Regions from separate parts of the Mus musculus genome. Here region 1 is linked to region 2. The links are chromatin loops, found by intact Hi-C in ENCODE. Cell type or tissue: gastrocnemius. All regions are shown on one strand. Links, peaks and the distances in the headings refer to the core of each region. The heading gives the core; the rest is flanking DNA.

What was found. Hi-C counts contacts between places; a loop is a spot of excess contacts. Peaks named below come from ENCODE experiments on the same cell type or tissue, not always from the same donor. Only the 100,000 strongest peaks of a DNase experiment are listed, where the experiment ranks them.
Region 1: a loop joins it to region 2, with 9 times the contacts of the local background. A loop is called at or near these places in 7 of 42 quality-filtered maps.

Annotation. Positions count from the first base shown.
Region 1 is chr2:177,529,591-177,545,808 of GRCm38, reverse strand. No RefSeq gene overlaps it. Among named protein-coding and RNA genes, the nearest start is that of Gm14403, 39 kb to the right of the region's middle. In gastrocnemius, for the core only: no CTCF peak of the experiment used is centred there; a DNase peak (open chromatin) is centred at 9,736.
Region 2 is chr2:177,221,991-177,238,208 of GRCm38, reverse strand. It overlaps the pseudogene Gm14400. Among named protein-coding and RNA genes, the nearest start is that of Gm14410, 24 kb to the right of the region's middle. In gastrocnemius, for the core only: no CTCF peak of the experiment used is centred there; no DNase peak of the experiment used is centred there.

The sequences.
Region 1 (16,218 bases), core at 8,481-10,980, 310 kb before region 2:
TGCACTGAGTAGGGTCCCCACATGTACTGGGGGCTTGGTCAGTAATGTTTTTTTTCAGATACTTGGCAGTTTCCTTGTGCAGCGTAGTTTTATTAGACTTCTCCTGAGTTTGTCCCAGTGTATGCTAGTTTCTCCAGACTTCATAGAGGTCTCCATTTCTTTCCACTTATCCCTGTAAGTAGGATACAAGATGCTACTCTTAAAAAGTTTACTTGGCATAAGACATAGCTTGTGTATGCTCTCCCCACTGCAGCTGTTGTAAATTCTACCTTCTACTTTTGCTATTTTTCTCATCTCCTGGGAACTCCAACTCAGAAACTCATCACTGGAAAATGGCTTGCTATTTCAGGGCTCTGAGGCACTTAATAAATGATTCTGGGGATCTTTGCTGTGCAAATCTCCTAGCTGTCTCAAGTAGGATTTGTAATCTCTAGTCCATATTTAAATTGTTCAAAATAACCTGGGGACTGAACTGGAAAGAAACTTATGGATGAGAGCATATGTGGAATCCAAAACCTGTTTTTGCCTGGCTGGTCTTTGAGCATTAGCCAGAGCTGAATCCATGCTGTCATTAAGAAATTTTTCCCAATTAATATTTTAGTTGTATATGGAGCGATTTCTTTCTGGGATGACATGTTAATTCTGGGAGAGCTGTCACTTCTTCCCCATATAGAGATGTGTCTAAGACAAGCTATGTTGACTCAGGTAGCCTTGATCCTGGTCTGCTGCTCCCCAGGGCAATGACCTTGCTTTCCTCTTGATATAAATTCCTAAATTCTTGAGTTAAAGAATGTAGCAAAGTAGTGTTTTATAGTTGCTCATTTGAGTCATATAATGAACTGTTCATTTCTTCCACCTTCAGTAGAGAACAGGAGCAATGGTTTACTGTGATCTCTGTCAGGTGAAGTAGGGCAGGAGACGGCTAGATCATAGATGAAAGCTTAAGGGAATCTGCTCCAGGTGTCACCATTCTAGGGAAGGATGAGAGTCAGGCAGGATGAATACTTTTGTAATTTCACTAAATATATTAAATAATGCTTGTGATTTAATAAAACTAGATTGTTGGGTGCTTAATTTGTGCAGGTTAGCTTGAGCCAGTGATAATGAATTTCTCTTTTAGAATCTGTACTATATAGATATAATATATCAGAAATGGAAAACACATGTCATTAGCTATAGCTGTGTGTGTCACATTATAGATCTCAGTAGTTAACAAAGCACATGGGGCAAGGTCAAACACTATCTTATTAATATCATTCCTTCTACTAAGATAGGCCTGATCTTTTTCAAATCAGTACAGTGATATATATTTTACCAATATAGGTGTGGGTTTGTTGTTGTTATGTTTGTTTTACCAACCCACTGAGGACAATGTGCTGATTAAGAAGAGTGCTCCACAGTGTCTGGCATGTGTCCTGCATTGCTCTGAGCCTTGTCTCATAGCCATTGGATGGAAAGTACTTGCAGTTTACCTGAACCCAGCCTGAAGCCACAAAACAAAATCTTATATCCTAAAATCTCTCTTTAGTTACTAATATTCGGGCACTGACCACCTGTGGACAGTTTGGTAACTCCAATTTCAGCTGATTGATGGGGAATGTAAGTTATCCACCTTGATTCCAGGAGGAAGAAGGGGAATTGCCTCCTGAGCGCTGGAATTGGAGCTCAGGCAAGCTCCAAACTTTCAAAGCAGTGTACCCAGGGGCACTGCCCAGAAAGGGGAGAGGCAGGCACTTAGGCAGCAAGGATCAGGAATCTTAGCCTCTCCCAAGGGCTAGCGAGAGAATAGACTATTGGAGGAGACACACTGGTGCTACTAACTGCAAATCTGCAGATCTGGAAAAGGATTGGCCCAGACTGGAACCACTTGGCTGCATCTCTACAGTACACTCTAACCCTAAGCCTGGTGTTCACTTCACTCAAGACTCAATAGGGAATTAGAGCCTCCACATGGAGCTGCCAGTCAGAAGAGGAGGTGACTCTTCCAGGTACTAAGCCTGCATGTTCCTCTGTGTAACTCAGCTGATCTCAGTGTTTCTGTGGAATCGGTACTTATTATTTTTGCTGGTTGCTGTGAGGTTAGCTCAGGCAAACTTAGAACTTCAGACGTGGTAAGTGCAATGTCATCTCCCACGAAGAGGAGGAGCAAGCATCTTAGCAAAGGATGCTTGTGTAATATCTCTTCCCAGAGGCTGGATTGTCAGCATCAGCCAGACAGATGGGGACATCTGTGAGGTCCTTTGTGGACCTACTCTCTCCTTTTGGTCCCAGCTGTGGCCTCTGAGTAACTTTATTATAAGACTGCATCTGGACAAAACCTTTGTGGCAGGGGCTTGTGTGTGGAAATACACTTGGCAGGATGAGAACCAGAGGAACAGCTTACTGTGTACACTGTCAGGTAAAACAGTGCAGACAAGAGCTAGGTCACAGACCAAAGTGAAAGGGAGTGTGCTGCAGGGGTCACTGTTATGGAGAAGGTCCTGGTTAGGGCAGTGTGAATGATTTTGTAACTTCACAGACTGTATCCATGTATGGATGTAATTTAGTAAACCTAGATTGAAGGGTGTTTTATTTGATCAGGTTAGCTTGAGCCAGTGGGTAATGAATTCCCATTTTAGGATCTGTATTATGTAGATTTGTGTAATCCTTGTTGACATATTTAATTGAGCTCAGAAATGTAAAACACATGCCATTCTCTGTAGCTGTGTGTGTTAGATTATAGATCTTACTAGTTAACAAAGCACTTAGGGACAAGGTCAAACACTATCTCATAAATGCCTTTCCTTCTACCAAGATAGGCCTGATCTTTTTCAAATCAGTATAGTGACATATTTTTCAATTATATATATCTTTTTAAAAAGCCAATATTTGGTATTATTTTTTAAAATTTTATATTCTTTATGTATAGTTGCTCTGACCTCTTACTTCTTCCTATTCTCCAATATTTCCCAGAAATCAATAATTTAATTCCTATTTTTAAAGAGATTACATATCTTTCTGTTTACAGCAACATCGGTAGCTCAGGCTTTCCTTATGCCATGTAGTTAAGCCTTGCTTTGAGAACCTGAGCCTAAAACCTTCCTTACTCTTTCTGAGGGTAGAAGACTGATGGCTTCATTGATTAACACCTGTAGCCTAACAGCAGAGGATTAAGCAGTGTGGCCTTTGCTCTATCTCAGAAGGAACTGCTGGTCTTTAACTTTTAGCCTGTCTAAACCCTTTGCAGGAAGCAGTGGTTTTGAATATCATCGAATACATACAGCTGAAAAACCCTATGTATTTAACCAATGTGGTAAAGCCTTTGCAGGAAGGAGTGACCTCCAAAGGCAAAAGATCATACAGAAGAGAAAGTCTATGAAGGCATCTAATGTTATAAAGCCTTTGAAGCAAGCATTGATCTCCACGTATGTAAATGAACACATACCAGAGAGGAACCTTTTAAATGTAACCAACATGGTAAAGCTTTTTCAAAAACCAATAGTCTTTACATACATAAAAGAATATATACTTGAGAGAAATGCTTTGACTTTAACCAATGTGGTTAAACTTTTTCAAAAAGTAGTCATCAACAAAATCATAAAAGAATACATATAGGAGAGAGATTTTTGAATGTTAGCAATGTGCTTTTACACCTTTTTTAACAAAGCAGTGGCCTCAAAATATATAAGGAAACACGTACTGGAGAGAAACCCTATGAATATCGGCAATGTCCTGAAACCCTTCTACATCACAATCATCTTCAAATACATAAAGAACATGTAGTGGAGAAAAATCCTCTGAATATCACTAATTAGGTAAAGCAGTTATAAAGAGTCATCTCCTAACACAAAAGTATACACACTGGATAGAAACCCTATGAATATAAGCAATGTGGTAAATGTTTTATAAGACACAGTAGTCTCTAAGTAAATAAAAGAAGACACACTTGAGAGAAACCCTATGAAAGTTATTAAAGGTACAAACCTTGTACATTACAATCTTCAAATACATAAAAGAAGACATAGAAGTGAGAAACCCTATGTCTGCAAGCCATGTGGTATTGCCTTCACTTGTCAATCATATTCAAAGACACAAAAGAAATCATAATGTAGACAAAATCCTGTGAGAGTAGTTAATATGGTGAAGCTTTTTGAATATTTCTAGAGTCTTCACAATGAAACAATCCATACTGCCAAGAAATTTAGGAATATAATATGGTGAAACCTTTTCAGATTCTCAAATCTTCATCATTATGAAAGAGAGACCCTATGAATGCATTAAATATGGGTAAGCCTTTAAACATTTCTAATTCATCATGAAAATAATCATACAAAGAATTCAAGAGGATACAGGGGTGTTTCTTACTGTATTTCTTGAGTTACAGTCCTGACATCCTTTGGTGATCAACAGCAATTTGGAAAGTGTAAGCTGAAGAAACCCTTTCCTCCCCTCTGCTTCTTGCTCATCATGTTTGTGAAGGAATAGAAACCCTGACTAAGACAAATTGGTATGAGAAGTGGGTATTCCTGTGACAACCTGACCATGTTTTGGGAGGACTGTGGAAGGACTTTGGAACTTTGGGCCAAAAGACACATTCAGTTTTAAGAACTCTGTGGGATGTTGTGTAGGAGCTTGGAAGATAATGTTGAGAACAGTGCAGAAGATGGAGGCCTGGCTTGTGAAATTTCAGAGGGAAAACTAAAGACTCTTTTCAGGGCCATTGCTATTTTGGATTGTGAAGATTCTGTAGTTCTGACTAGCTAGGGCTGAAGAATCAGCTGTGATTAACAAGATACCAGAACTACTAGAGTGAAAACTTGGCATTACTGGGACTATTGATGCTGGTTAGCTGGAGCTAAGAAATTAGCAGTAATTAAGAAGAGACCAGCATCATTGGGGTGACATCTTCTGGGAAGTGTTTTCTGAGAGCACAGAGGCTGTGTTCCAGAGATAGCCAAGGTTTACCTTGTGCTATGGCTGGACTTGGTAACGTGTAAGAGTTACCCAGGTGGTACTGGTTTTGCTGGCATAAAGGTATCAGACAGAGCAGCTGAGGCTCAGCACTATGAGAGGCCATGTAAGGCCATTGGTGAAGGTGCAGCCTCAGATGCAATTGATGACCCAGGACTGTGGTGTCATGCAGTGTTTGGAGAAGCCAGGACCATGAATGACCAAAAACAGCAGCAACAGTAAAGTACAGGCATCTGGAGCCTAGAGGACAAGCTGTGTGCTACAAAGGACAGGGCTGGAGAAGTGACCCAAGCCCTTGGAGGAGCCCAGAAGATCGTGAGTTGGATCCCAGACGTTGGACAGTTGGAGTTTAATTTTTGTTTTTTTTTTGTGACTGTGCCCTCATATTTTTCTCTCTTGAAGGAAGAAATTATTTTAGTGGATTCCACAGTTAAGAGACTTTTAATTGTAAAAGAGTTTGGATTTTAAAGGATATTGAATATTTTAAAAGGATTGAACTTTTAATATGTAAAGACTATGGGACATTTAAAGTTGTTTAGATCTTGGGGATGAATAAGAAACTAAGGTTTGAGGCTTACTAGTGATATGTTTGTGTGTCAAGTTGACATGGGGTCAATTGTACTGACAAGTTTGTGTCAACTTGACACAAACTGGAGTTATCACAAAGAAAGCAGCTTCAGTTGGGGAAATGCCTCCATGAGATCCAGCTGTAAGGCATTTTCTCTCTTACTTCCCCCCTCCCCCCCTTTGGTTTTTTGAGACAGGGTTTTTCTGTGTAGCCCTGGCTATCCTGGAACTCACTTTGTAGTCCAGGCTTACCTCAAACTCAGAAATCCACCTGCCTCTGCTTCCTGAGTGCTGGGATTAAAGGTGTGTGCCCCCACACCTGGCTCTTTCCTTTTATTGGGGGGGTGCATTTTCTCAATTAGTGATCAAGGGGGAAAGGCCGCTTGTGGGTGGGACCATCTCTGGGCTGGTATTCTTGGGTTCTATAAGAGAGCAGGCTGAGCAAGCCAGGGGAAGCAAGCCAGTAAAGAAACATCCCTCCATGGCCTCTACTTAAGCTCCTGCTTCTTGACCTGCTTGAGTTCCTGTCCTGACTTCCATGGTGATGAACAGCAGTATGAAAGTATAAGCTGAATAAATTCTTTCCTCCCCAACTTGCTTCCTGGTCTTGATGTTTGTGCAGGAATAGAAACTCTGAATAAGATAAGGGGTAGAAGGTCTGGATTGTAAAAAAAAAAAAAAAAAAAAAAAAAAAAAAAAGTAAACAATAAAAGAAAGAAACATTTATAAAAAAAAAAAAGGGAGGGAAAGGCAGAAACATTCCTTCAAAATTATAGCTTTGTAAGACCCCCTTTCGGGGACCCCCACTCTAGTCTAGGGAGAGAGAGTGCACCCAAAGAAACACAAGAATCCTTCTTGCTGTAAACACACGAGGTGTTTAATGACAGAGCTCCCTGTCAAAATGAATCTCACACAGGAGACACTGGATTGGACCCTGCCGCTTGAAAGCTAGGGGTTTTTATGGGTAAAGGGCTTAGGGGTGGGGAACTCAGCATAGTGACACACTATCGGCTTATTCAAACATCAGCAAAAGAATACGTGCAGGTCAGGGTTCTGTGAGTTGTTGACTCAGTTCAGATAGCCCTGTTATGTCCTCATATTGCTCTTTATCTTTTTGGTCAAACTGTTCCCAGGAATGCCCGGGTTTGTTTTTCTTTGTACTCAGACCCAGGCAGCCTCTAGGCTTACAAACAACCAGCAATTTCTGAGTACTTTATATGACTTACAGGTCTTGAAATTTCATCTTTCTTTTAGATTCATTTTCACACCAATCAGGATTTAGGGACAGGGGCTTATGTAGTTTACTGTATCAACTGTTATAGAATATAGGTATTATAGTTTAAATAATCATTTGGATTTGTTCTTTGGTGGTAAAGAACAGGTGTTATGTTTTGAGAAGCACACTATGAAAAGCAGAAAGCTTTGTTAGAGACAGTCATTATGTTTTCAAGAACAAAATATGAGTAAAGTTAGGTTGGATCTCCACAATACCTGATGCCTGGAAACTTGAACTTAGTTTCACCATATGAGTAAATGGAGGGTAATAACAAAAAGGCAGTACTTAGGGCCTGGTGTTTGGATTTGCCTTGTTTTTCTGCTTATTCCCAATTGTGTATTGGTTCTCATGCTACTCGTGTTAAATTCTTCCCAAATTTCACGATAATCTTGCATATGAGACACTGAGATTCCCTCCTCCAAGCTGATTATAACTGGAAAACAAAAGTGCCAGCAGCCAATGGCTAGAGAGGAGACACAGGCAGAATTTTTGGATTCATGACAAGGGGAACAAAGAGGTTCTCCATGCCAGTAAAGGAATTGGATGCCGGCTTGAGAGCTGGGAAAGACAGAATACCAGCCACATAAGAGCTGTGGAAGAGTAGTCACAGTGTTCCCTCTTCTGATTGGTTCTGGGGAAGCAGAGATGGGCTATAGATTTTAGTAATTCAGGAGTGCCATAGAGGAGCCATTAGCAATGTGGATGATTGGGAGTGTCCTATCCAATGAGCTGATTTGGCATATTAAATAAAGCTGTTTGTCTTTCATTTCAGACTCCAAAGCATTTGCAAGCTGAGCTAGGAACTTAAACAGGTGGCATCCTATAGTAGAGCAGAGTAACAACTAAGTCTACAGAAGGCATCACACCTATAGGCTGAAACGCAGTATTCAAAACTTACTGAAGATTCTCAAATGAAAAACCAATGTTAAGATGTGAAATTAAGGGATGGGGAAAATTGGATTCTTAGCGGAGTTGCTGGTTTTGCTGAGCCAACTGGTTCCTTACCAAGTTGTGCAAGTTCACAACTAAAACAAAAGTTGAGCTGAATTGGTTTGCATAATTCTTGGGTTCGTGGAATGTGCTGGGACTCACCAAAATCCTCCAAGTTGATCCGGACATCCTTGTTGGTCTGGATTTGCCATGGGCCCTTCTCAAAGATTTCTGTCTGTCCCAGATGGTTTGAGCTTGGAGGTGCAGTACAGACAGACAGGCTGCTCAGAAAGAAGAGACAGAGATCGATAGTAGAGGCTGCCCAGAGCTATAATCAGAAAAAAGAATAGAGAGAAATCGATGAGATTTGTTGAATTGCTTTTAGGGATAAATGAGACAGCAGTAATTGTTTAAGAGTGTTTGAGGCAGTCTCTGTGGAGGGCCTTAAGATCCCCAGAGGACTCCCCACACGGCTGGCACACTAGCACACCCAGTTCCTTGAGATCACTGGTGAGTGGAACGCAACATCAGTTCCAAAAAATCCAGAGGGTCTTGTGCTAGCAAAAACAGGGTCAAAGGACATAGGCAGGCCCTAGCACACCCAGAATTTTGGGATCACTGAAACCAGTTTATGCAGAAGAGTACATGGGCAGCAGAAGCAACCAAGTTTCTTGGACAGGTTCCCTTCAGGCCTTCATCCTCAGCCAGAAGACAGAGCTGGCACGCAGCATGGACACCTTCACTGCCAGAGGAGAATCGGCCTCTGGGGAGGGCTCTGACCTCAGGAATCAGGAGGTGGATCTGAGCTCCAGACTTCTGTGCACCTTCTCTGCAAGAGGATAGCTTGCCTGCAGAGACTGTTCTGACCACTGGGACACAGGAGAGAGTTAGTCTCCCAGGAATGCTGACAGGGGTTAAAGAATCACAGGAGGAACAAGCTCCAACCAGAGACAGGTAGAACATCTAACACCAGAGACTACCAGATGGCGAAAGGCAAATGAAAGAATCTTACTAACAGAAAGCAGGACCACTGAGCCTCATCAGAACCAGTATGCCCACCACAGCGAGTCTTGAATACGCCAACACACCTGAAAAGCAAGATTCGAATCTAAAATCTTATCTCATGATGCTGGTATAGGATGTTCAGAAGTGCATTAATAACTCACTTAAAGAAATTCAGGAGATCACCAGTAAACAGGTAGAAGCGCTTAAAAAGGAAGCACAAAAAGTCCCTCAAGGAATTATAGGAAATCACTGCTACACAGGTAGAAGACCTTAAAGAGGAAAGATAAAAATCCCATAAAGAATTACAAGAAAATACAACCAAAGAGGTGATAGAATTGAACAAATCCATCCAAGATCTAAAAATGGAAATAGAAATAATAAAGAAAACCCAAAGGGAGACAACTCTGTAGATAGAAACCCTAGGAAAGAAATAAGGAACATTAGATGCAAGCATCACAACAATAGAAGAGATGGAAGGGAGAGACCCAGGTACAGAAGATTCCATAGAGAACATGGATACAACAATCAAAGAAAATGCAAAATGCAAAATAATCCTAACCCAAAACATGCAGGAAATCTGAGATGTAAAGAGAAGACCAAACCTACAGATAATAGGTATAGATGAGAATGGAGAATTTCAACTCAAAGCACCAGTAAATATCTTCACCAAAATTACAGAAGAAAATTTCCCCAACCAAAAAGAGATGCCATGAACATACAAGGGACCTATAGAACTCCAAATAGACAGGACCAGAAAAGTATCTCCTGACACATAATAATCAGAACAACAAACACACTAAATAAAGATACAATATTGAAAACAGTAAGGGAAAAAGGTCAGGTAACATATAGAGGCAGGGCTATTAGAATTACACCAGATGGTCCCTTCCAGTCGGTGCCAGCACAGGGTCACCTTGGCGAACACCCCTAAGGTCCCTAGAGGACGTGATCTTAGGACCATTGGTGTGTGGAACACAACTTCTGTTCCAATCCATCGGGCACGGGACCTGTGACAGCATTAGGGACCCAGAAAACCCGCCTGACCAGAGTTACAAGTCCCTTCCAGTTGGTGCCAGTACCTGGTCACTTTGTGTGCAGAGTTGGCGGACACCCCCACGGTCCCTAGAGGACTGTCTACACTAACTTAGGACCAGAGAGCTCCACGCTCCTCAAAGGAAACACTACCTCCAGGCACTGTAACATGCCCAGGATCTTTGACAATAGGATCCTAGGATAAAAGGAGCTTGGTCACACCAGTATTTCAGGGTCTCAGAGGAAGCTTGACTGCCAAAATCCCTGACACACTCAGAATCTCAGATTCACGGGAGCCCACAAGCAAAGGATCACAGAGAAAGCTGGACTCTAGGGGTCCTGAATCAACTGGGATTGTAGGAACGACAGGCTCCAATCAGATATATTGAGGGCAGCAAATACTTGAGATAATCAGAGGGCAGGACGAAAACTTAAGAACAGAAGCAACAGAAACCAAGGTTACTTGGCATCATCGGAACCAAACTCTCCCACCATAGCAAGTCCTGGATACACCATCACACCAGAAAAGCAAGACATGGGTCTAAAGTCACTTCTTATGATGATGATGGAGGATTTTAATTAGGAAATACAGGAAAACGCTGGTGAACAGCTAGAAACCCTTAAGGAGGAAACAAAAAATGCCTTAGAGAGTTACAGGAAAACAATACCAAACAGGAGATGGAATTGAACAAAACCATCCAGGATCTAAAAAGGTAATAGAAACAAAAGAAAACCTAAAGGGAGACAACTCTGGAGATAGAAACCCTAGGAAAGAAATCAGGAACCGTAGATGTGAGTGAGCATCAGCAATAGAATACAGGATATAGAAGAGAGAATCTCAGGTGCAGAATATTCCATAGGGAACATGGACACAACAATAAAAGAAAATGCAAAATGCAAAAGGATCCTAACTCAAAACATCCAGGAAATCCAGGATACAATGAGATGACCAAACCTATAGATAACAGAAGTTGTCGAGAATGAAGATTTTCAACTTAAAGGCCAGCAAATATCTTCAACAAAATTATAGAAGAAAACTTTCCATACTTAAAAAAGAGATGTCCATGAACATACAAGAAGCCTACAGAACTCCAAATAGACTGGAACAGAATTGAAATTCCTCCCGACACATAGTAGTCAAAATAACAAATGCACTAAATAAAGACAAAATATTAAAAGCAGCAATGGAAAAAGATCACGTAACATATAAAGGCAGGCCCATTAGAATTACTGCAGACTTTTCACCAGAGACTATGAAAGCTAGAAGATCCTGGTCAGATGTTATACGGACACTAAGAGAAGACAACTGCCAGCCCAGGTTACTATAACCAGCCAAACTCTCAATTACCATAGATGGAGAAAGCAAAAGTATTCCATAACAAAACCAGATTCACAAAATATCCTTGCACGAATCCAGCCCTTCAAAGAATAATAACAGAAGAAAATCAATACAAGGACGGAATATATGCCCTAGAAAAAGCAAGAAAGTAACCCTTCAACAAACCTAAAAGGAGACAGCCACAAGAACAGAATGCCAACTCTAACAACAAAAATAATAGCAACAATAACTTTTCCTTAATATCTCTTAATATCAATGGACTCAATTCCCAATAAAAAGACATAGACTAACAGACTGGCTACATTTTGTTGCTTACAGGAAACCCACCTCAGGAAAAAGACACTACCCCAGAGTGAAAGGCTGGAAAACAATTTTCCAAGCAAACTGTCCGAAGAAACAAGCTGGAGTAGCCATTCTAATATCTAACAAAATCAACTTCCAACCCAAAGTTATCAAAAAAGACAAGGAGGGGTACTTTATACTCATCAAAGGTAAAATATTCCAAGAGGAACTCTCAATTCTGAATATCTATCCTCCAAATGCAAGGGAAGCCACATTCATTAAAGAAACTTTAGTAAAGCTCAAAGCACACATTGCACCTCACACAATAATAGTGGGAGACTTCAACAGCCCACTTTCATCAATGGGCAGATCATGGAAACAGAAACTAAACAGGGACACAGTGAAACTAACAGAAGTTATGAAACAAATGGATTTAACAGATATCTACAGAACATTTTATCCTAAAACAAAAGGATAATATTTCTCAGCACCTCATGGTACCTTCTCCAAAATCGACCATGTAATTGGCCACAAAACAGGCAGGCCTCAACAGATACAAAAATATTCAAATTGTCCCATGCATCCTATCAGATCACCATGAACTATAAGGCTGATCTTCAATAACAACATAAATAATAGAAAGCCAACATTAACCTGGAAACTGAACAACACTCTCCCCAATGATACCCTGGTCAAGGAAGAAATGAATTAAGAAATTAAAGACTTTTTAGAGTTTAATGAAAATGAAACCACAACATACCCAAACTTATGAGACACAATGAAAGCAGCTCTAAGAGGAAAACTCAAAGGTCTGAGTGCCTCCAAAAAGAAACCAGAGAGAGCACACACTAGCAGCTTGAAGCACAATTAAAAGCTCCAGAACAAAAAAAAAGCAAACTCACCCATGAGGAGAAGATGGCAGGAAATAATCAAACTCACAGCTGAAATAAATCAAGTGGAAAGGAAGAGAACTATACAAAGAATCAACCAATCAAGGAGGTGGTTCTTTGAGGAAATCATCAAGATAGATGAACCCTTAGTCAAACTCACTAGAGGGAACAAGGACAGTATCCTAATTAACAAAATCAGAAATGAAAAGGGAGACATAACAACAGATCCTGAGGAAATAAAAAAGACCATCAGATCATACTGCAAAAGACTATACTCAATAAAACTGGAAAACCTGGATGGAATGGACAAATTCTAGACAGATACAAGGTACCAAAGTTTAATCAGGATCAAAATAATAACCTAAACAGTCCTATATCACCTAAAGAAAAGGAAGCAGTCATTAATAGTCTCCCAACCAAAAAAAGCCCAGGACCAGATGGGTTTAATGCAGAGTTCTATCAGACCTTCAAAGAAGACCTAATTCCAGTTCTTCTCAAACTATTCCACAAAATAGAAACAGAAGGTACCCTACCCAATTCATTCTATGAAGTCACAATTACTCTGATACCTAAACCACAAAAAGACCCAACAAAGATAGAGAACTTCAGACCAATTTCCCTTATGAATAACGATGCAAAAATCCTCAATAAAGTTCTTGCTAACCGAATCCAGGAACACATCAAAACAATCATCCATCCTGACCAAGTAGGTTTCATCCCAAGGATGCAGGGATGGTTCAATATATGGAAATCCATCAACATAATCCAGTATATAAACAAACTCAAAGACAAAAACCACATGATCATCTCGTTAGATGCTGAAAAAGCATTTGACAAAATCTAACACCCATTCATGATAAAAGACTTGGAAAGATCAGGAATTCAAGGCCCATATCTAAACATAATAAAAGTAATCTACAGCAAACCAGAAGGCAACATCCAAGTAAATGGAGAGAAGCTGGAAGCAATCCCACTAAAATCAGGGACTAGACAAGGCTGCCCACTTTCTCCCTTTCTATTCAATATAGTACTCAAAGTCCTAGCCAGAACAATTAGACAACAAAAGGAGGTCAAGCGGATACAAATTTGTAAGGAAGAAGTCAAAATATCACTATTTGCAGATGATATGATAGTATATATTAGTGACCCTAAAAATTCCACCAGAGAACTCCTAAACCTGATAAACAGCTTCAGTGAACTAGCTGCATATAAAATTAACTCAAACAAATCAATGGCCTTTCTCTACAGAAAGGATAAACAGGCTGAGAAAGAAATTAGGGGGCTGGTGAGATGGCTCAGTGGGTAAGAGCACCCGACTGCTCTTCTGAAGGTCAGGAGTTCAAATCCCAGCAACCACATGGTGGCTCACCACCATCCATAACAAGATCTGACTCCCTCTTCTGGAGTGTCTGAGGACAGCTACAGTGTACTTACATATAATAAATAAATAAATATTAAAAAAAAAAGAAATTAGGGAAACAGTACCCTTCACAATAGTCACAAATAATATAAAATACCTTGGTGTGACACTAACTAAGGAAGTGAAAGATCTGTATGATTAGAACCTCAAGTGTCTGAAGAAAGAAATCAAAGAAAATCTCAGAAGATGGAAAGATCTCTGATGCACATGGATTGGCAGGATCAATATAGTGAAAATGGCTATCTTGCCAAAAGCAATCTTTAGATTCAATGCAATTGCTATAAAAATTCCAACTCAATTCTTCATCGAATTAGAAAGGGCAATTTGCAAATTCATCTGTATTAACAAAAAAAACCTAGGATAGGAAATATTCTTCTCAATGATAAAAGAATCTCTAGTGGAATCACCATGCCTGACCTAAAGGTGTACTACAGAGCAATTGTGATGAAAACTGCATGGTATTGGTATAGCGACAGTCAAGTAGACCAATGGAATAGAATTGAAGACCCAGAGATGAACCCACACACCTATGGTCACTTGATCTTTGTCAAGGGAGCTAAAACCATCCAGTGGAAAAAAGACAGCATTTTCATCAAATGGTGTTGGCACAACTGGCAGTTATCATGTAGAAGAATGAGAATTGATTCATTCTCATCTCCTTGTACTAAGGTAAAAACTAAGTGGATAAAGGAACTCCACATAAAACCAGAGACACTGAAACTTATCTAGGAGAAAGTAGGGAAAAGCCTTGAAGATATGGAGAAAAATTCCTGAATAGAACATAGATGTGAGCATCAGCAATATAATACAAGAGATGGAAGAGAGACTCTCAGGTGCAGGAGACTCCATAGAGAACATCGGCACAACAATCAAAGAAAATGGAAAATGCAAAAAGATCCTAACTCAAAACACCCAGGAAATTCACTACACAATGCGAAGACCAAACCTATGAATAATAGGAGTGGATGAGAATGAAGATTTTCAACTCAAAGGACCAGCAAACATCTTCAACAAAATTATAGAAGAAAACTTCCCAAATTTAAAGAAAGAGATGCCCATGAACATACAAGAAGCCTACAGAACTCCAAATAGACTGGACCAGAAAAGAAATTCCTCCCGACACATAATAATCAGAACAACAAATGCACTAAATAAAGATAGAATACTAAAAGCAGTAAGGGAAAAAGGTCAAGTAACATATAAAGGCAGGCCTATCAGAATTACACCAGACTTCTCACCAGAGACTATGAAAGCCAGAAGAGCCTGGACAGATGTTATACAGACACTAAGAGAACACAAATTCCAGCCCAGGCTACTATACCCGGCCAAACTCTCAATTACCATAGATGGAGAAACCAAAGTATTCCACGACAAAACCAAATTCACACATTATGTTTCCACAAATCCAGCCCTTCAAAGGATAATAACAGAAAAAAAACAATACAAGGACAGAAACCACGCCCTAGAAAAAGCAAGAAGATAATCCTTCAACAAACCTAAAAGAAGACAGCCACAAGAACAAAATGCCAATTTTAACAACAAAAATAACGAGAAGCAACAACTACTTTTCCTTAATATCTCTGAATATCAATTGACTCAACTCCCCAATAAAAAGATATAGACTAACAAACTGGCTATATAAACAAGACCCAACATTTTGCTGCCTACAGGAAACTCATCTCAGGGAAAAAGACAGACACTACCTCAGAGTAAAAGGCTGGAAAACAATTTTCCAAGCAAATAGTGTGAAGAAACAAGCAGGAGTAGCCATTCTTATATCTAACAAAATCGACTTCCAACCCAAAGTTATCAAAAAAGACAAGGAGGGGCACTTCATACTCATCAAAGGTAAAATCTTCCAAGAGGAACTCTCAATTCTGAATATCTATGCTCCAAATACAAGGGCAGCCACATTCATGAAAGAAACTTTAGTAAAGCTCAAAGCACACATTGCACCTCACACAATAATAGTGGGAGACTTCAACACACCACTTTCACCAATAGACAGATCAGGGAAACAGAAACTAAACAGGGACACAGTGAAACTAACAGAAGTTATGAAACAAATGGACTTAACAGATATCTACAGAACATTTTATCCTAAAACAAAAGGATATACCTTCTTCTCAGCACCTCACGGGACCTTCTCCTTAATTGACCACATAATTGGTCACAAAACAGGCCTCAACATATACAAAAATATTGAAATCGTCCCATGCATCCTATCAGATCACCATGGACTAAGGCTGTTCTTCAATAACAAAATAAATAATAGAAAGCCAACATTCACATGGAAACTGAACAACACTCTTCTCAATGACACCTCGGTCAAGGAAGGAATAAAGAAAGAAATTAAGGACTTTTTGGAGTTTAATGAAAATGAAACCACAACATACCCAAACTTATGGGACACAATGAAAGCATTCCTAAGAGGAAAACTCATAGCTCTGAGTGCCTCCAAAAAGAAACTAGAGAGAGCACACATTAGCAGCTTGACAACACACCTAAAAGCTCTAGAACAAAAGGA
Region 2 (16,218 bases), core at 9,260-11,759:
TTTTGACACATCAGCTGATTGGTTATCAGGCGGGGGAAGGAGTCTGCCCTTTATATCCCTCACAGAGCGACACTGGTCGGCTCTATGATAACCCTTGCCACACTTAGAGCAAAGAGTGAGGGTCCCCCCCCCCTTTTTATCTGCAGCTCTGCAATCTTTCTTAAGATGCCCAGGCTTCACGCAGTTAAAACATGTCCTCTGATCATTTCTGCCCATGGAGTGTTTTTGGGATTGGAGGATGGCGGCCGCTAAGCCTGCATTGGTGAGAGGTCCCCCGAGCTTCCGACAAACGCTGAGCCAGTCTTGTAAGCCTTTGTTCTTTCTTGGGGCTATGGCCGCTCGGCACTCCTGTGTGGCTTGCTCATAAATGAGCTGTTCTATCAGAGGTGCGGCTTGCTCTGAATCTCCAAAAATACGCTCTGCTGCCTCTGTCATTCTGGCCACAAAATCTGAGAAGGACTCCTGAGGTCCCTGGACGATCTTTGTTAGTTGTCCAGTGGCTTCGCCTGTTCGGGAGAGCGCCTTCCAGGCCTTAACAGCCATGGAGGAAATTTGGGCATAAGCTCCCCAGTGATAGTTTGTTTGATCAGCGGTATAAGCTCCCTGACCCGTTAACAAGTCAAAAGTCCAATCTCTCTGCTCTGGAGTCAAAGCACCAGTGTTTGCTCGGGCCTGCGCTTGTGCAGCCTCTTGCCATAGAGCTCTCCATTCCATATATTTGCCCATACTAGGGAGAGCGGCTTTTGCAATCATTTGCCAGTCGGCAGGAGTTAGTGCCATGCTGGCAAGCCTGTCTAACTGCACCAAGGTAAAATTAGCATTGGTTCCATATTTACAGACTGACTCGGCAAGCTCTTTAATCTGCATATACTCTACCAGAGCGTGGACACGCCCACTCTCGGCTCCTTCAAAGACCGGAAATGCCTGTTGCATTTTCCTTTGTTCCTCTCTAGGAATGAACGAGTCTGCGCATTGCCTCTCTGTCCATTGCCTCTCTGCGCAGGACTGACGCGTTACGCAGGGTGAGGGCTCCGCATAGGGCAGAGGTGTACTATGACCTTGAAGCGGACTGCCTGGAGGCCGAGCAGCACGCTGGCCTTCACCAGCCACTTTTGGCTTTTTCCTTGACTGATTAGCTAGCATTTTATCTGGCTGGTACTTTTCTCTCTCATAACAAGCTGCTTCCTCCTCCAAGTCTGTTTCTTCAGAGGAGCTAAATTTTTCATCTGATTCAGAGCTACTCGGGTATAGGCTCCTTCTCCTAGAAACCTCTTCTGATTGATCTTTTTTCTTTTTTTTTTTCTCCTCTTTCCTTCTAATCTCTCTCCCCCCCCCAGTTATTTTTACCTGACCTTAACTTTTCCTCAGGTTCAAGACCCGTGGAAAGGCCTGTATACTTAATTGGTGCACCATGTTTCCTCTTTGCTCTTACTCTCTCTCCCCGCTTTACTTCTGATAGACTGTCTTGAATTTTGTCCAGAATTCCTACCCTACCTTAACCACTTGATAACATGTGAAAAGGAACAAAAAGGACCCCATTCGGTGGATGGTGGACAAGGGCAGCTCTAGGCACCAGGTTCCCAGCCTCCAGCATCCCACGCTGGATACCACGGAAGAGCTTAAGACAGAATGGGGCCCCCGGGGTGGAACTGGGCTTCGGGACCAAAAGGAGGAGAAGTCGGGGAGAGGGGTCACTGAATGCTTCCCACGCGAGCGAGAGTCCTTGGTCAGGTCCGGGGCTGGAGCACAGGATGGCCTTCTGGCGGGAGGTTTTTTTTTTTTTTTAATTTTTGTTATTGTGTGAATTTGATTGCAGTTTGGCTGCAGGGCTTCCCAAGTATGAAGCAGAGATGGCTGCATTGGACATTGCCTGTATAATTTAATAATGTTCTTTAATTGCAAAGAAAGGCTCTGTGACTTTAAAAAGGAAAATAAGTGATCTGGGAGTCTGGAATAGTCTATCGAATTTAAATTTCCCAGACTAGGGCTCTGTCTGCAACTGTGGCGGAATTGCTGAGCCAGGAAATCTTCAGCTGTCTGAATCATTTGCTCTGTGATCTTACATTCAAGGAACTGCTGTTGTCCCAGTCCCAGCTGTGTTTTCCAGGCTAATGAGGGACTCTGTCCATGCCTCTCTATCAGGAACCCTAGTGGAAGGTAGCTTGCGGTTCTTTATGGGAGTCTCTTCAGAGCCATCTCTTGCAAACTGTGAAGAAGGCCAAAAGCCATGTCATGGTGATTGTAAGTGTCTCCTTTGCCAGGCCAGGACGAGCAAGTTTGCAGAGCTATCAGAGTCAGATCTGCTGGTACCAAGGACTGTGGTTTTGTTGGTCCATGTGGTGATAATAGCAGAGGCCCTTGTTTCTTGACCCTTCCTGAGTGTGGATTAATGGGGGTGTGGGAAGCTCAGTAGCCCTAGTAGCATATGGGCCTGGGTTCCAAAGGTTTTTCACGGAAATCTCTGGCCAGCCTTGGTGAGAGGGTTCCAGCAAGTAGAAAAAATGCAGGCAAGGAGAAGTTGCAAACCTGCTTCTGCTGTGCCAGTCAACTCCACCTCCATCTCTGCTGTGCTATGCCATAATTCTGTCCCACCCTGCACTGAGTAGGGTCCCCACATGCACTGGGGGCTTGGTCAGTAATGTTTTTTTTCAGATACTTGGCAGTTTCCTTGTGCAGGGTAGTTTTATTAGACTTCTCCTGAGTTTGTCCCAGTGTATGCTAGTTTCTCCAGACTTCATAGAGGTCTCCATTTCTTTCCACTTATCCCTGTAAGTAGGATACAAGATGCTACTCTTAAAAAGTTTACTTGGCATAAGACATAGCTTGTGTATGCTCTCCCCACTGCAGCTGTTGTAAATTCTACCTTCTACTTTTGCTATTTTTCTCATCTCCTGGGAACTCCAACTCAGAAACTCATCACTGGAAAATGGCTTGCTATTTCAGGGCTCTGAGGCACTTAATAAATGATTCTGGGTATCTTTGCTGTGCAAATCTCCTAGCTGTCTCAAGTAGGATTTGTAATCTCTAGTCCATATTTAAATTGTTCAAAATAACCTGGGGACTGAACTGGAAAGAAACTTATGGATGAGAGCATATGTGGAATCCAAAAAACCTGTTTTTGGCTAGCAGGTCTTTGAGCATTAGCCGCAGCTGAATTCATGATGCCATTAAGAATTTTTACTAATTAATATTTTTGTTGTGTATGCAGTGATTACTTTCTGGGATGACATGTTAATTCTGGGAGAGCTGTCTCTTCTTCCCCTTATAGAGATGTTTCTAAGACAAGCTATGTCGACTCAGGTAGCCTTGATCCTGGTCTGCTGCTCCCCAGGGCAATGACCTTGCTTTCCTCTTGATATAAATTCCTAAATTCTTGAGTTAAAGAATGTAGCAAAGTAGTGTTTTATAGTTGCTCATTTGAGTCATATAATGAACTGTTCATTTCTTCCACCTTCAGTAGAGAACAGGAGCAATGGTTTACTGTGATCTCTGTCAGGTGAAGTAGGGCAGGAGACGGCTAGATCATAGATGAAAGCTTAAGGGAATCTGCTCCAGGTGTCACCATTCTAGGGAAGGATGAGAGTCAGGCAGGATGAATACTTTTGTAATTTCACTAAATATATTAAATAATGCTTGTGATTTAATAAAACTAGATTGTTGGGTGCTTAATTTGTGCAGGTTAGCTTGAGCCAGTGATAATGAATTTCTCTTTTAGGATCTGTACTATATAGATATAATATATCAGAAATGGAAAACACATGCCATTAGCTATAGCTGTGTGTGTCACATTATAGATCTCAGTAGTTAACAAAGCACATGGGGCAAGGTCAAACACTATCTTATTAATATCATTCCTTCTACTAAGATAGGCCTGATCTTTTTCAAATCAGTACAGTGATATATATTTTACCAATAGAGGTGTGGGTTTGTTGTTGTTATGTTTGTTTTACCAACCCACTGAGGACAATGTGCTGATTAACAAGAGTGCTCCACAGTGTCTGACATGTGTTCTGCATTGCTCTGAGCCTTGTCTCATAGCCATTGGATGGAAAGTACTTGCAGTTTACCTGAACCCAGCCTGAAGCCACAAAACAAAATCTTATATCCTAAAATCTCTCTTTAGTTACTAATATTCGGGCACTGACCACCTGTGGACAGTTTGGTAACTCCAATTTCAGCTGATTGATGGGGAATGTAAGTTATCCACCTTGATTCGAGGAGGAAGAAGGGGAATTGCCTCCTGAGCGCTGGAATTGGAGCTCAGGCAAGCTCCAAACTTTCAAAGCAGTGTACCCAGGGGCACTGCCCAGAAAGGGGAGAGGCAGGCACTTAGGCAGCAAGGATCAGGAATCTTAGCCTCTCCCAAGGGCTAGCGAGAGAATAGACTATTGGATGAGACACACTGGTGCTACTGAACTGCAAATCTGCAGATCTGGAAAAGGATTGGCCCAGACTGGAACCACTTGGCTGCATCTCTACAGTACACTCTAACCCTAAGCCTGGTGTTCACTTCACTCAAGACTCAATAGCGAATTAGAGCCTCCACATGGAGCTGCCAGTCAGAAGAGGAGGTGACTCTTCCAGGTACTAAGCCTGCATGTTCCTCTGTGTAACTCAGCTGATCTCAGTGTTTCTGTGGAATCGGTACTTATTATTTTTGCTGGTTGCTGTGAGGTTAGCTCAGGCAAACTTAGAACTTCAGACGTGGTAAGTGCAATGTCATCTCCCACAAAGAGGAGGAGCAAGCATCTTAGCAAAGGATGCTTGTGTAATATCTCTTCCCAGAGGCTGGATTGTCAGCATCAGCCAGACAGATGGGGACATCTATGAGGTCCTTTGTGGACCTACTCTCTCCTTTTGGTCCCAGCTGTGGCCTCTGAGTAACTTTATTATAAGACTGCATCTGGACAAACCTTTGTGGCAGGGGCTTGTGTGTGGAAATACACTTGGCAGGATGAGAACCAGAGGAACAGCTTACTGTGTACACTGTCAGGTAAAACAGTGCAGACAAGAGCTAGGTCACAGACCAAAGTGAAAGGGAGTGTGCTGCAGGGGTCACTGTTATGGAGAAGGTCCTGGTTAGGGCAGTGTGAATGATTTTGTAACTTCACAGACTGTATCCATGTATGGATGTAATTTAGTAAACCTAGATTGAAGGGTGTTTTATTTGATCAGGTTAGCTTGAGCCAGTGGGTAATGAATTCCCATTTTAGGATCTGTATTATGTAGATTTGTGCAATCCTTGTTGACATATTTAATTGAGCTCAGAAATGTAAAACACATGCCATTCTCTGTAGCTGTGTGTGTTAGATTATAGATCTTACTAGTTAACAAAGCACTTAGGGACAAGGTCAAACACTATCTCATAAATGCCTTTCCTTCTACCAAGATAGGCCTGATCTTTTTCAAATCAGTATAGTGACATATTTTTCAATTATATATATCTTTTTAAAAAGCCAATATTTGGTATTATTTTTTAAAATTTTATATTCTTTATGTATAGTTGCTCTGACCTCTTACTTCTTCCTATTCTCCAATATTTCCCAGAAATCAATAATTTAATTCCTATTTTTAAAGAGATTACATATCTTTCTGTTTACAGCAACATCGGTAGCTCAGGCTTTCCTTATGCCATGTAGTTAAGCCTTGCTTTGAGAACCTGAGCCTAAAACCTTCCTTACTCTTTCTGAGGGTAGAAGACTGATGGCTTCGTTGATTAACACCTGTAGCCTAACAGCAGAGGATTAAGCAGTGTGGCCTTTGCTCTATCTCAGAAGGAACTGCTGGTCTTTAACTTTTAGCCTGCAGGTCAGAAGTCACAGGAAGAAAATGGGACACTCAAAGAAGTGGTTATGGAGTTTTTACTAAGTTGTCAAAAGTTACCTATGAAAGCTATCTAAGAGGAAAAGCGAAAAGATCCTAAGTGGGGAAGGGCAAAAACACTTCTTTCTCTTTTCCATATCTCCTTGTCCTCTGTACTTATAAATCTTTCAGAATACCTGATCACATGTTACAGAGTACACTACAAGTTCACACAAAAAATCAAATCATAAATTGAGAGAGAAGTTTACAACAGAGAATGGTTATTAGTAAAACTAGATTGGTGGGTGTTAATTTTGGGCAGGTTAGCTTGAGCCAGTGAGTGATGAATTCCCATTTTATGATCTGTATTATGAGACATGTGCTAACCTTGGTGACATATTTAAGTGATCTCAGAAATATAAATACATGCCATTAACTGTAGCTGTGTGTGTCACATTATAGATCTTAGTAGTTAACAAAGATCATAGGGGCAAGGTCAAACACTATCTTATTATTGCCATTCCTTCTACCAGGAAGGGCATGATCTTTTTCAAATCAGTACAGTAATATATTTTTTCATTTATTTTTTTTCTTTTTAAAAAGTTCATTTTTGGTATTAGATTTTAAATTTCATTTTCACTATCCATGGGTGATCTCTTAAGTGTTTCTGTTCTCCAATATTGCCCCAAAATTAAGAATTTCATTCCTGTTTTTAAAGAGATTTCATATCTGTCTGTTTAGAGAAACATCTCCTGTAGCTCCTACTTTCTTTATGCCATGTAGTTAAGACTTGCTTTGAACTACTAAATCCAGCCTCTGCTGCCCAGGGCTTGTAAAACATTCCTACAACTGCTTTCAGGCTGGGTTCTGACTGATCAGTGAGACAAAAGACACCAGGGAATGAGTGCTGTCTAACCTCCCTGGTTTACAGGGTTACAAATTAGGGGATTACAAATAAAGAGGGACAGGTATAAGGTTGAGTTCACTGACCAACTTTGAAGCTGGTCTACTTGCAGCACCGAAGAGGAGGAGGAATAAGGTAGGTGAGGCCTTTATGCTTTGGTTGACATTCACCATGAGGAGTCAAGTAATCAATTTTGCACAATCAGTAAAATTCCATACTGGCCATCTTGTGGCATTTCCCAGATTAGAGCAATGACAAATGAGATCACAGGCCCTGCCTGTTACAGCATATTGCTGGCATACCTCACCATCTACCCCAGGAATAGGACAGCCAATCTCCCAGCTGCCATTCTGTATGCAATCCAATCATTTGGGAACTGGCCTTTCCATCTATCATTAATCCTCCTGACCTGGCTCTTGCTTCTGCCCTCCTTCCTCTCTTCACAAGGTCCAAGGTCATGTCTATATTTTCCCAGGTACAAATGGGTCTGGCTATGTTCTCACTTTGTGTATAATATACTTTCTACTCCAACATACCTAGGAGCAGTGATGTCTTTTTTTTTTAAAAATCTTCTTTTTCTACCTTTTTCTGGCCCAATGGCTGCTTTTAGTTTTAAAATTCAAACCCACTTTCACTTTGAAATTTTTGTTAATATATGAATTTGACTGCAGGTTGGCTGCAGGACTTCCCCAGTAAGTAGTATAGATGACTGTAGTGTGTATTGCATGCATAATTGAATATACAAAGAAAGGACCCTGGGCCTTTAAAATGGAAATTACTTGGTTTGTGGGACTAGAACGTTCTTTTAAATGTAAATATGCCGGACTGGGGCTCTGTCTGCTTGTAGGGTGTAACTGCAGAGTTTGGGAGGTTTTAGCTATCTAAATCTTTTGCTCTGTGATCCCATAGTGAAGGAGCTGCTGCTGCCCTGAAGCCCAGCTGACTTTTCCATGCTAATGAGGGACTATGGGCAGGACTAACAATCAGGAACACTAGGGGAAGGTAGCTTGCAGATTCTCTACAGGATTCTCCTCAGATGCATGTGTTATAAGCTGCCTGGAAGACCACAAACCATCCCCTGGTTATTATAGTAATCTCCATTGACAGTACAGGAGAAGCAAGTCTGCAGAGCTATTTGAGTCCGATCTGCTGGTTCTAAATGGACTGTGGGTCAGAGTGTGGTTCTGTTGGTCCATGTGGTGATCATAACAGAGGCCCTTGTCCTTTGACTCTTCCTGACTGTGGATTTACAGGGGTGGGGGTGGCTCGGTAGCCCTGAGAGTGGCAAGGTATGGAACTTAAATGTCACTCTGCAGTGTGCATATACAGGCATTGCCTTTGGTGTGCCATAGGACAACATTGGAAAAGTAATGGTTTGATTTCTAGAATTCATGACCCTTCTGTATTCAGTTTTGTGTGACTAGTTTTATAAATAGTTTAGAAGGTAGTAGTAAAGAGCTGATCACGATCGTCCTTCAGAAATATTTGCTTAGATTCCTTTTACCTTTCTGTTACCTATTGTCAAAATGGCATGATTCACAGAACTTCAATTCTTGGTTACAAAAGGAGCTTCTGACATGAAGAAGTTTCTCAGGTATTGATGGTGCTGGGTGGGTGGATAGGACAGATTGGAGCATAATGCATATGGCAGGAAGCAGACATTAAGTTATCATTCAGCATTGTTTTGTATATGGGCTCCCAGGGCCTGGTTTAGCCTGAAAGTACAAAGGGTCATGAACAGCTATAGAACAGTAGCTCAACTTTCTGATCATCTACAATGACAGAGAGAACTCTGGAGCATGGGGCCTCTCTGTTTGGAAGACAGATCAGTAGTAACTGTAGGGTCAGATTTATAACAGTTTAGGGGTGACTTTGAGTTATTTTTATTGGAGTCAGGAAATATGATTTTATTTTATTTCTATACACATACTAGCACAGGTAATGTTAGTCAAGTTCACATTGTTCCTGGTGTAGTTGCCTTAGTTATTGAAGAAAAGTTGAAAATTGGTCACATGGAAATGGGCAGAGGAAGCTTTCCCTGATATTGTGCGGCAGTTCTGTGGGCTACTATGAGAATTATGTCTAGGAAAACTGATAGTGGGCTTGTTCTTTAGACAGACTGCTTGGCCTTTGGGAGAATTGGCTATGGTTGAGAAGGGGGTGTCTGTCCATACTTGGGGGCTAAGAAGGGAAGGGGACATGTGGCAAGAAGGGAAGGGGAGATGGAAATGGTCTTTTGTGACATGGATAGGTGAGAGGAAACTGCAGTTTTAAGGGAACTCTTGCATATTTGATCTCAATAACAAAAATGTGGAAGGTCTACCAGCATTCTACATGGTTCCATACAGAACATCTTAAAACTAAGGCATCAGGTTCCCAGAGATCATTTATTTACTTAAGTTTTTGTTGTCCAACTGTAAAAGACTGGATAAAAAGTACTATGTGTGTGGGCAGGGCAGTCAGCGAATATTCATTTTGAAATAAACCTTATACTCTTGTCTGTATATTTTGTTTTGTGCACTCTTATCAAATCCTACAGGATTTAGTCACCTATGATGACATGCATGTGAACTTCACTCAGGAAGAGTAGGTTTTGCTGGATGCTTCTCAGAAGAGTCTCTACAAAAGTGTGATTGTAGAGACTTATAGGAATCTCACAGCTATAGGTAATATTGGATTTTTTAATTTACTTTATAACATGTATTCTTTGTTTCTTTGTTATTGTTTTTTGTTTTTGTAATTTTAATTGAGAATGAGGAATAATATGGTGAATAAATCACTCATGGTTTTAAAGTTCAATGGAGTTAGTAACTTAAATGTTGCCTAATTGCCAATAATGTAACATACTTTCTCTGGTACTGGGTTTAGGTTACATTTGGGAAGAACATACAATTGAAGACCATTTCCAAACTTCTAGAAGTCATGGAAGGTAATTTTCCTCTGCAAGCTGAGGAGAAAATGCCTATGAAGAAAGTTTAACGTGTGCTACAAGTAGTAAAGAAAACCAATAGGGTACAATAAGCACTGCTTTCAGTTATGGAAGTTTATTGAATTTCATAAAATCATATATGTCTATGGCAGATATGTAATTATTGTTTGCAAGACTTTCCATTAGTTCAAAGACAGAGAAATAATGGCTTAACAGATATGTTACTGTTTAAATCAAGCCTAGTAGAGCCATGCTGTACAAGTGCGAGTGTCTTCAGTCTCATATCGCTTAGCTATTGCAAAAGGAACACACAGTGATTAGGTGACAAGTATATGTCTAAAACCTAGTAATAAGCAAATAATCCATAGTATATCTGAGCTCAATGATATACTTGTAATATCATTGCTAAATTTAGTGAGATGGACAGTTCATAAGATTCAAAAATGGTTTGGTGGAAAAACCTTAATCGCTATACTACATCTCTATGAGGAAAAACGTCACGTGTGTGAATGTAATATGGAACCTTTACACTTGTTATTCTCTTTTAATATGGTTGCCATACGTAACTATGGATACAGACATTGTGAGCATAGGGGTATTGAAAGATGCCACATACCTTTCACTTTTTCAGAACAACAAGGGGATATGCAGTATAACATACTTTGAGTGACATTCTAAATGTGCTGTAAGTTTATAAGTACTTAGTTTCCCAACATTATTGGGGACATTTACCAACTCAAACTGCTGAAAATCATAATGAGAATTAGGGTAGTAGAAATTATATTCTGTTTGCATTTGTTCATGTTCCAAATGTGGTGTTACTCTCATGATAACAATATTTGTGAATGCAATCAGTGTGCAAAGACTTTGAGTTCTTCCTTTTTTTTTTCAAATATGTGAATAACCTTTTATACAAAAAGTATGCTATAAATGTGAGCCAGATAATCAATACTGTTCCCATTTCATGTTTCCTCAAAGATGTAAAACAATCCATAATGAGGAGAACACCTTTGAATGCAAACAAAGGCATATTACATTAACATTAGATTGCTCTTTCGAATGAAGCCAATTTTTAAAAGAATTCATACAGATAAAAAGACTCATCAGTATAATCAATGCGAGAACAATTTCACGTGTGCCAATTGTATTTGCAGGCATGAAAGAAGTTGTTCAGCAGAGCAACACTCTGAGTTTATTCAATGTGGTAAAGCCTTTGCATGTCAGAGTCATAGTCAAAGGCATGAAAGAATACACAATGGAGAGAAACACTATGACTGTAACCAATGTGGTAAAGACTTTGGAACAAGGAGTATCCTCTAAAGACTTAAACGAACACATACAGGAGAGAAACCCTATGAATGTAAACAATGTGATAAAGCCTTTGCACATAGCAGTACTCTCCAAATCCATAAGCGAACACATAGAGGAGAGAAACCCTATGAATGTAACCAATGTGATAAAGCTTTTGTAAAAAGGGGAGAGAGAACTCCAAATCCATAAGCGAACACATAGAGGAGAGAAACCCTATGAATGTAACCAATGTGGTAAAGCCTTTGCACATAGCAGTACTCTCCAAATCCATAAGCAAACACATAGAGGAGAGAAACCCTATGAATGTAAACAATGTGATAAAGCTTTTGTAAAAAGGGGAGAGAGAACTCCAAATACATAAGCGAACACATACAGGAGAGAAACCCTTTGAATTTAACCAATGTGGTAAAGCCCTTGTACAATGCATTGCTCTCCGAATACATGAACAAACACATACAGGAGAGAAACCCTATGAATGTAAACAATGTGGTAAAGCCTTTGCACATAGCAGTACTCTCCAAATACATAAGCGAACACATACAGGAGAGAAACCCTATGAATGTAACCAATGTGGTAAAGCTTTTAAAAGAAGTGGTGACCTTCTAATACATAAGCGAATACATACATGAAAGAAACCCTGTGAATGTAAGCAATGTGGTAAAGCTTTTATAAGAAGTGTTGACCTTCAAATTCATAAGCGAACACATACAGGAGATAAACCCTATGAATGTAAACAATGTGGTAAAGCTTTGCAGAAAGCAGTACTCTCCAGATATATAAGCGAACACGTACAGGAGAGAGATTCTATGAATGTAACTAGTGTGGTTAAGCCTTTGCAGGAAGCAGTGGTCTCCAATGTCATAAAAGAACACATACAGGAGAAACACCCCATGAATGGAACCAAGGTAGTAAACCCTTTGCAGGAAGCAGTGGTTTTGAATATCATCGAATACATACAGCTGAAAAACCCTATGTATTTAACCAATGTGGTAAAGCCTTTGCAGGAAGGAGTGACCTCCAAAGGCAAAAGATCATACAGAAGAGAAAGTCTATGAAGGCATCTAATGTTATAAAGCCTTTGAAGCAAGCATTGATCTCCACGTATGTAAATGAACACATACCAGAGAGGAACCTTTTAAATGTAACCAACATGGTAAAGCTTTTTCAAAAACCAATAGTCTTTACATACATAAAAGAATATATACTTGAGAGAAATGCTTTGACTTTAACCAATGTGGTTAAACTTTTTCAAAAAGTAGTCATCAACAAAATCATAAAAGAATACATATAGGAGAGAGATTTTTGAATGTTAGCAATGTGCTTTTACACCTTTTTTCACAAAGCAGTGGCCTCAAAATATATAAGGAAACACGTACTGGAGAGAAACCCTATGAATATCGGCAATGTCCTGAAACCCTTCTACATCACAATCATCTTCAAATCCATAAAGAACATGTAGTGGAGAAAAATCCTCTGAATATCACTAATTAGGTAAAGCAGTTATAAAGAGTCATCTCCTAACACAAAAGTATACACACTGGATAGAAACCCTATGAATATAAGCAATGTGGTAAATGTTTTATAAGACACAGTAGTCTCTAAGTAAATAAAAGAAGACACACTTGAGAGAAACCCTATGAAAGTTATTAAAGGTACAAACCTTGTACATTACAATCTTCAAATACATAAAAGAAGACATAGAAGTGAGAAACCCTATGTCTGCAAGCCATGTGGTATTGCCTTCACTTGTCAATCATATTCAAAGACACAAAAGAAATCATAATGTAGACAAAATCCTGTGAGAGTAGTTAATATGGTGAAGCTTTTTGAATATTTCTAGAGTCTTCACAATGAAACAATCCATACTGCCAAGAAATTTAGGAATATAATATGGTGAAACCTTTTCAGATTCTCAAATCTTCATCATTATGAAAGAGAGACCCTATGAATGCATTAAATATGAATAAGCCTTTAAACATTTCTAATTCATCATCATGAAAATAATCATACAAAGAATTCAAGAGGATACAGGGGTGTTTCTTACTGTATTGCTTGAGTTACAGTCCTGACATACTTTGGTGATCAACAGCAATTTGGAAAGTGTAAGCTGAAGAAACCCTTTCCTCCCCTCTGCTTCTTGCTCATCATGTTTGTGAAGGAATAGAAACCCTGACTAAGACAAATTGGTATGAGGAGTGGGTATTCCTGTGACAACCTGACCATGTTTTGGGAGGACTGTGGAAGGACTTTGGAACTTTGGGCCAAAAGACACATTCAGTTTTAAGAACTCTGTGGGATGTTGTGTAGGAGCTTGGAAGATAATGTTGAGAACAGTGCAGAAGATGGAGGCCTGGCTTGTGAAATTTCAGAGGGAAAACTAAAGACTCTTTTCAGGGCCATTGCTATTTTGGATTGTGAAGATTCTGTAGTTCTGACTAGCTAGGGCTGAAGAATCAGCTGTGATTAACAAGATACCAGAACTACTAGAGTGAAAACTTGGCATTACTGGGACTATTGATGCTGGTTAGCTGGAGCTAAGAAATTAGCAGTAATTAAGAAGAGACCAGCATCATTGGGGTGACATCTTCTGGGAAGTGTTTTCTGAGAGCACAGAGGCTGTGTTCCAGAGATAGCCAAGGTTTACCTTGTGCTATGGCTGGACTTGGTAACGTTTAAGAGTTACCCAGGTGGTACTGGTTTTGCTGGCATAAAGGTATCAGACAGAGCAGCTGAGGCTCAGCACTATGAGAGGCCATGGAAGGCCATTGGTGAAGGTGCAGCCTCAGATGCAATTGATGACCCAGGACTGTGGTGTCATGCAGTGTTTGGAGAAGCCAGGACCATGAATGACCAAAAACAGCAGCAGCAGTAAAGTACAGGCATCTGGAGCCTAGAGGACAAGCTGTGTGCTACAAAGGACAGGGCTGGAGAAGTGACCCAAGCCCTTGGAGGAGCCCAGAAGATCGTGAGTTGGATCCCAGACGTTGGACAGTTGGAGTTTAATTTTTGCTTTTGATTGTGACTGTGCCCTCATATTTTTCTCTCTTGAAGGAAGAAATTATTTTAGTAGATTCCACAGTTAAGAGACTTTTAATTGTAAAAGACTTTGGATTTAAAAGGATATTGAATATTTTAAAAGGATTGAACTTTTAATATGTAAAGACTATGGGACATTTAAAGTTGTTTAGATCTTGGGGATGAACAAGAAACTAAGGTTTGAGGCTTACTAGTGATATGTTTGTGTGTCAAGTTGACATGGGGTCAATTGTACTGACAAGTTTGTGTCAACTTGACACAAACTGGAGTTATCACAAAGAAAGCAGCTTCAGTTGGGGAAATGTCTCCATGAGATCCAGCTGTAAGGCATTTTCTCTCTTTCTTCCCCCCTCCCCCCCTTTGGTTTTTTGAGACAGGGTTTTTCTGTGTAGCCCTGGCTATCCTGGAACTCACTTTGTAGTCCAGGCTTACCTCAAACTCAGAAATCCACCTGCCTCTGCTTCCTGAGTGCTGGGATTAAAGGTGTGTGCCCCCACACCTGGCTCTTTCCTTTTATTGGGGGGGGGTGCATTTTCTCAATTAGTGATCAAGGGGGAAAGGCCGCTTGTGGGTGGGACCATCTCTGGGCTGGTATTCTTGGGTTCTATAAGAGAGCAGGCTGAGCTAGCCAGGGGAAGCAAGCCAGTAAAGAAACATCCCTCCATGGCCTCTACTTAAGCTCCTGCTTCTTGACCTGCTTGAGTTCCTGTCCTGACTTCCATGGTGATGAACAGCAGTATGAAAGTATAAGCTGAATAAAATCTTTCCTCCCCAACTTGCTTCCTGGTCTTGATGTTTGTGCAGGAATAGAAACTCTGAATAAGATAAGGGGTAGAAGGTCTGGATTGTAAAAAAAAAAAAAAAAAAAAAAGTAAACAATAAAAGAAAGAAACATTTATAAAAAAAAAAAGGGAGGGAAAGGCAGAAACATTCCTTCAAAATTATAGCTTTGTAAGACCCCCTTTCGGGGACCCCCACTCTAGTCTAGGGAGAGAGAGTGCACCCAAAGAAACACAAGAATCCTTCTTGCTGTAAACACACGAGGTGTTTAATGACAGAGCTCCCTGTCAAAATGAATCTCACACAGGAGACACTGGATTGGACCCTGCCGCTTGAAAGCTAGGGGTTTTTATGGGTAAAGGGCTTAGGGGTGGGGAACTCAGCATAGTGACACACTATCGGCTTATTCAAACATCAGCAAAAGAATACGTGCAGGTCAGGCTTCTGTGAGTTGTTGACTCAGTTCAGATAGCCCTGTTATGTCCTCATATTGCTCTTTATCTTTTTGGTCAAGCTGTTCCCAAGAATGCCCGGGTTTGTTTTTCTTTGTACTCATCCCCAGGCAGCCTCTAGGCTTACAAACAACCAGCAATTTCTGAGTACTTTATATGACTTACAGGTCTTGAAATTTCATCTTTCTTTCAGCTTCATTTTCACACCAATCAGGATTTAGGGACAGGGGCTTATGTAGTTTACTGTACCAACTGTTATAGAATATAGGTATTATAGTTTAAACAATCATTTACGTTTGTTCTTTGGTGGTAAAGAACAGGTGTTATGTTTTGAGAAGCACACTATGAAAAGCGAAAAGCATTGTTACAGTCATTATGTTTTCAAGAACAAAATATGAGTAAAGTTAGGTTGGATCTCCACAATACCTGATGCCTGGAAACTTGAACTTAGTTTCACCATATGAGTAAATGCAGGGTAATAACAAAAAGGCAGTACTTAAGGCCTGGTGTTTGGATTTGCCTTGTTTTTCTGCTTATTCCCAATTGTGTATTGGTTCTCATGCTACTCGTGTTAAATTGTTCCCAAATTTCACGATAATCTTGCATTTGAGACACAGATTCCCTGCTCCAAGCTGATTATAACTGGGAAACAAAAGTGCCAGCAGCCAATGGCTAGGGAGAAGACACAGGCAGAATTTTTGGATTCATGACAAGGGGAACAAAGAGGATCTCCATGCCAGTAAAGGAATTGGATGCTGGCTTGAGAGCTGGGAAAGACAGAATACCAGCCACATAAGAGCTGTGGAAGAGTAGTTCCAGTGTTCCCTCTTCTGATTGGTTCTGGGGAAGCAGAGATGGGCTATAGATTTTAGTAATTCAGGAGTGCCATAGAGGAGCCAATTAGCAATGTGGATGATTAGGAGTGTCCCATCCAATGAGCTGATTTGGCTTATTAAATAAAGCTGTTTGTCTTTCATTTCAGACTCCAAAGCATTTGCAAGCTG